2 separate regions of the Homo sapiens genome follow, and region 1 is linked to region 2. Evidence: read pairs that join two places in POLR2A ChIA-PET (ENCODE). Cell type or tissue: B cell. All regions are shown on one strand. Each heading gives the region's core, and the rest is flanking DNA. Links, peaks and the distances in the headings are about the cores only. Region 1 overlaps MRPS15 (mitochondrial ribosomal protein S15). Region 2 overlaps THRAP3 (thyroid hormone receptor associated protein 3).

What was found. Peaks named below come from ENCODE experiments on the same cell type or tissue, not always from the same donor. Only the 100,000 strongest peaks of a DNase experiment are listed, where the experiment ranks them.
Region 1: POLR2A ChIA-PET joins it to region 2 with 11 read pairs; 9 of 35 experiments call an interaction of 5 or more read pairs at or near these places.

The regions. Positions count from the first base shown.
Region 1 is chr1:36,453,303-36,456,150 of GRCh38, forward strand. It overlaps MRPS15 (mitochondrial ribosomal protein S15), which reads right to left. Exons shown (of 8, transcript NM_031280.4): 8 at 2,416-2,623. The coding sequence ends at 2,486. Among named protein-coding and RNA genes, the nearest start is that of OSCP1, 4.3 kb to the left of the region's middle. In B cell, for the core only: no CTCF peak of the experiment used is centred there; no DNase peak of the experiment used is centred there.
Region 2 is chr1:36,233,591-36,236,505 of GRCh38, forward strand. The region is part of intron 1 of THRAP3 (thyroid hormone receptor associated protein 3); the gene reads left to right. Among named protein-coding and RNA genes, the nearest start is that of THRAP3, 11 kb to the left of the region's middle. In B cell, for the core only: no CTCF peak of the experiment used is centred there; no DNase peak of the experiment used is centred there; H3K4me3 peaks cover 1,301 bases; H3K27ac peaks cover 2,500 bases.

The sequences.
Region 1 (2,848 bases), core at 349-2,848, 220 kb after region 2:
TACTCTTCCCTTAGCTTCTCAGACCTTTTTCTTGGTCCCTAAGCAGTGTGGTATAGTGAACAGGACATAGGCTCTGGAGTCAAGACAGAGCCAGCTTTGAATCCTAGACCTTTCTCTTCCCAGCTATATGAATTTGGACAAGTTACCTAACCTCTCTGAGTCTCAGTTCTCTCATGACTCTCTCATCTCTCATGGCTAAAATGAGGATAATTAGCCAATGTGCAGAGTAAAGGTGGCTGTGAATATTAGATAATGTGCCTAAGGAAGCAGTTAAAACAATGCCTTTTGACCGGATGCAGTTGCTCGCGCCTGTAATCCCAGCACTCTGGGAAACCAAGGCATTTGGGAGGGCAAGGATTGCTTGAGGCCAAGAGTTTGAGTAACCTGGGCAACATAGTGAGACCCTCTCTACAAAAAATAAAAAAATTAGCTAAGCGCAGTGGCTTACACTTATAGTCCTAGCTACTTAGGAGGCAGAGGCAAGAGGATTGCTTGAGCCCAAGAATTTGAAGTTAGTGAATTATGATCAGGCTACTGCACTCCAGTTGGGGCAACAGAGCAAGATCCTGTCTCTAAAAAAACAACCAGCCAAACCAACCAACCAACCAACGAAAAACACACAAATGCCTTTGCAGTAGGGCCTGATCCATTAAAATGTGTTCCTTTTTCTTTCCTTCCCCTTGGCTAGCCCCCTTAACTGTTAGTACCTGGCCCTCTGACACACTACCTCTAAGTAGCCGTGGCCACTTGGAAGTCCTGGCCCATTAAAGGCCTTCCCTACAATTCCTGGAAGTGATATCTGAATAGTGGATCTTCAGTTCTGAGCCTCTCATTTCTGCTTCTGCAGACACCCAGGCTCTGTTCTACCCCTACTTCACCTTCTCCTCCAGCTCAGCTGCTCCTTCTGACTTAGGCTAAGCTCTCAGGGATCATCCTTCCCATCCAGACATGGTCCTTTTTTCTTATACACTCCATCCCTGGGCAGTTTCACTTATGCCCATGGGCTCAATCACCCAACAACTCGCAAACCTCTCTAGTCCAGACCTCTCTACTGAGTCCTAGATCTAAACTTCCAACTGCTCTTTGGATAGCACTTTAGCACACCTTTCTCCCTTTTTGGCTTTCCTCAGTGGCTTCCCTTCCCAGAGTGAAGTCCAGTGTATTTCTCCAGTGTTATGGGCCGAATGTGTCCCCGACCAAATTCATATGTCGAAGCCCTAACTCCAATGTTACAGTATTTAGAGATGGGGCTTCTCAGAGTTAACTAGGGTTACATAAGGTCGTGAGTACGGCCCTCATGATGGGATTAGTGGCCTTGTAAGAGTGAGCTCTCCCCACTGCATGGACCAAGGGAAAGGCCATGTGATGACATTGAGAAGGTGGCTTTTCCAAGCTAGGAAGAGTCCTCACCTGAAACTGAATTGGCTGGTACTCTGATCTTGGAATCCCCAGCCTCCAGAACTGTGAAAAAACGAACTCAAAATAAAAATCCTGTGAAGTCACCTAATCTATGGTATTTTGTTATGGCAGGCTGAGACACCCAGAAAGCTCTACATCACCTGGTATTTGCCTACCCCTCTGACCTTGTCTTCTTACTATTCTCTTTGTTCTGTTTTAGACACATTGTCTTCCTTGGGTTCTTCAAACATACCAAGCATGCTCAGGCTTCAAGGTGTTGGCACTTAACTTGGTGTAAATGGATGGGCTTTATGGGGAACGGGGATCCATAACTCCCTAGAATTTATAAGCAATGCTTTTGCATATGCTTCCTGGGGATAGGACTTGTAGTTTTGATCAGATTCTCTACGTGAACACTGATATCCTCCAGCCCCAGTACACTGCTCTGATCTCTCCTCCTCCCATCTACCATCCACACAGCTGTTGCTTAACTATCTAAAACACAGACCTGTTAATTGCCATCACTCCTTCAGTTTTAAAACTTGAACTGTCTCCCCACTCCCTAGTGGACAGTGTACAATCTTCTCAGCCTAGCATATAAAGCTTCTCACACTTCAGCTTCAGCTTACCTTTCAAGCTTTATTTCTCATTCTCCCCGTTCTCTGAATACAGCATGCCTCTCTAGACTTCCTTGCCTTTGTACTTGCAATCCCTTCTGCCCAGGAGGCCTTCCCTTCCTGTCTCTATATAGTGAATTCCTACTCATCCTTTAGGACCCAGTCCAGAAGGCAGCTCCTACAGCAGTTCTTCCTACCCAGCCGGCCACACTTCCACTGTGCTGTCACATGCTCTGTCTTGCCTCCACTGACACACATCACCTGGATGACAGGTACTTGTTTGTATGAGTGTGTGGGAGGCATGTCATAAGTGTGTATCCTCTGGTGGGTGAGGCAGGGACTCTGCCTCAGAAAACTCTGGGATCTCAGAGCTGAATGAAAGAATAAATTCCTTCTCCTCTTCAGGCCAAAAAGAGCCCCATCATCTCTCCTATCATTCTTCAAGACAGAAAGAAATGATTGAACAGAATTTATTGGCTGTCTTTGAGTGTCTTTGGTATGGCTTTGGCAGGGCTGTCTGGGTTCCTCCGCTTTGCTTGTTTTTGGGCTGCTGCTGCAGCCTTTAAGGCTCTTCTTCGCTTCTTCAGCTTTTGAGTCTCCTGGAAAACCTGGGGATGAAAAGGGGCAGAAAAAGACCTTGTAATCCTGTGCAAAACCTCAGACTTGGAACAAGTGGGATGGGAACTATTTCCCCCAGATGGTAACCCCAGCCTTTCTCCATGGGGTTGGTGGCCTGTGACCTCCCTGGATCCATTCCAGGGCCTGGGGCCAGTTCCATGCCTCTAACAGAAACAGATGATCCCTCCCTTCTGCTTCCTCCATCCCAGTCCCTG
Region 2 (2,915 bases), core at 267-2,766:
CTCTACAAAATAAAATAAAATAAAAAATTAGCCGGTGTGGTGGCATGAGCCTGTAGTCCCAGCTACTTAGGGGGCTGAGGCAGGAGGATTGCTTGAACCCAGGAGGTTGAGGCTGTGGTGAGCCAAGATTGCACCACTGCACTCTAGCCTGGGTGACAAAGTGAGACCCTGTCTCAAAAAAATAAAAAATAAAATAAAAATTTGTATTCAAAACCCATTCTATCAAGGCTATTCTGCAGAACTGCAGGTAACTATAGTAAGTAGGTTGTGATAATGATAGTTTTCTGAGTTGTCCTCCTCCTTCAATCAGAACAGTTGTGCATTTATATTTTATACTTTGAGGCTCTGCTTAACATTTCATTTTTTCTTTTTCTTTTTATTTTGAGATAGGGTCTTGTTTTGTCACCCAGGCTGGAGTATGGTGGCGTGATCACGGCTAACCTCAGCCTGGACCTCTTGGGCCCAGGGAGTCCTCCCACCTCAGCCTCCTGAGTAGCTAGGACTATAGGTGCCCACCACCATGCCTGGCTAATTTTTGTAGTTTTATAGAGACAGGGTTTCACCATGTTGCCCAGGCTGGTCTCGAACTCCTTCCTCAGCTTCCCAAAGTCCTGAGATTACAGATGTGAGCCACCACACCCGGCCAACATTTTATTTTTAAAAAGATAAAACTGATAAGTCCCCTAATACCCTTCTACCCTACCCCAGGGTTTATTCAAGCAGAGCACACATTTTGTGAAAGCCCTGGTGGGGCAGGGAGGTGTCTTCATTTCTTCCCCCCTGCTCACAGACAGATGGTGGTTGAAAAAATTCAGACATTACAGAAATAGGAAATGTAGAAAGTAAAAGTTTCTCATAATGTCATTCTTCAGGCCAGTGTTTGGATATATAGAAGAGATTTTTACTGTTATGGTATGTCGTATGTATATATATTTTTTCCTTTGGTACTAGATGAAGGTATTTCTGAATAGTAAAGATAAAGAGGAACCGTGGAGGAGAAATAGGGATGCACTTCTTGGGTTTGTTTATTATGAAAGCTTAATATTTAGCATCTTGCTTCAGAAGAACTTAAATTGTAAAAGCCTGTTCTGATAATTCATCTTTTCCTTGGAAATTTAGAAGGTGACATTAATTCTTGGGTTAATGGTGAATGCTTTGTCTTATTCATTGTGTAGAACCTAGCTTGCCTCTTCTCTTCCTTTATTTCTGTTTCAGTCTTTTTTTTTTTTTTTTTTTTTTTTTGAGATAGAGTCTCGCTCTGTCGCCTAGGTTGGCGTGCAGTGGCACGATCTTGGCTTACTGCAACCTCTGCCTCCCGGTTCAAGCAATTCTCCTGCCTCAGCCTCCGGAGTAGCTGGGATTACAGGCATCCACTACCGCGCCTGGCTAATTTTTGTATTTTTAGTAGATTCGGGGTTTCGCCATGTTGGCCAGGCAGGTTTCGAACTCCTGACCTCAGGTGATCCACCCGCCTTGGCCTCCCAAAGTTCTGGGATTACAGGCGTGAGGCACTATGACCAGCCTGTTCAATTTTAAATGGAGGTAGAAATCTCTGTCTAGCTGCAGGGGGGGTTATTGTGATGGTTAGATGATTAACCCAATGACAGGCACGTGGTAGGTATTCAGCACATGAATATCATTATAATTTTCTTTTTTCTGTGAAGATTTTGACACCATAGATAATAATATTATTGTATATGGAAACAAGAAGATAGATTGTTTGGTAACTATTTGGAAAAGGAAAGTAGTCATAAGAAGTTAAGTCTGAAAAGACAATGAGAAACACTCAGAACCCTCAACCCCACAGCAGTTGGAAAGAACAAAGGATACCAAAAAGGCAATATTTTAAGATAGTGAAGGATGGTGTAATTATTCAGTAAATGGTTCTAGAAAAATTGGTTGACCATTTTGAAAATTAGATTATTAATACTGACAAGTCTCATATGAAAACCAGAGAGATACAGATGAAATTGAGATACCATTTTCTTCCTGAGATTTCCACCGTGACAAAAAAATATGATGATTATTGTTGGTGAAGGTTTGGGGAAATTCTCAAACACTGCTGGTAGCAGTATAAATTGCTGTAGACTTTTCTAGAGGACAACACTATGTACTTCAAGGAACACACCTTAAGGATTTCCTATTGGACAGGTCCTTAAAGATAAGAATAATCATTACAGTATTATTTATGTAAGTGAAAAACTGATAGCAACCTAAATATATGCCACCATGGGACTGCTTATGGTACATTCATATAGTGGAATGCTAGGTAGAAAAGAGATGGAGACAGGAAAGTCATGTTTATTGACATAATACAGTGAGTTTCAAAAAAGTCCAGGATTAATGCTTTTGTTTGGTTTAAAAACCTTTATGTCGGACTGGGCGTGGTTGCTCCCACCTGTAATCCCAGGACTTTGGGAGGCCGAGGTGGGCAGATTGTGAGGTCAGGAGTTCAAGACCAGCCTGGCCAACATAGTGAAACCCCGTCTCTACTAAAAATAAAAAAAAAAAATTAGCTGGGCATTGTGGCAGGTGCCTGTAGTCCCAGCTACTTGGGAGGCAGAGGTTGCAGTGAGCCGAGATCGCGCCCCTGCACTCCAGCCTGGGTGACACAGCGAGACTCAGTCTCAAAAGAAAAAAAAAAAAAAACCTTCATGACAGACTGGGCGCAAAAACCAAACCTTTATGTCTCTCCATTTCCTCCTTGATCAGTGTCTATTAAGTATATGTTGAGCTCTAAAAATTTAGTTCATCAGTCATACTAGCTATATAGAACTACATAGATATAGGACATTTCATTCTCAGAAAGTTCTAGTAGAGAGACAGTGCTGGTATACATTGCCCTTTTTCTTCCTTTCTTCCCTTCCTTCTTCCCCCTTTCCTTTTCCTCCTTCCTTCTCCCCACTCCAGTCTTC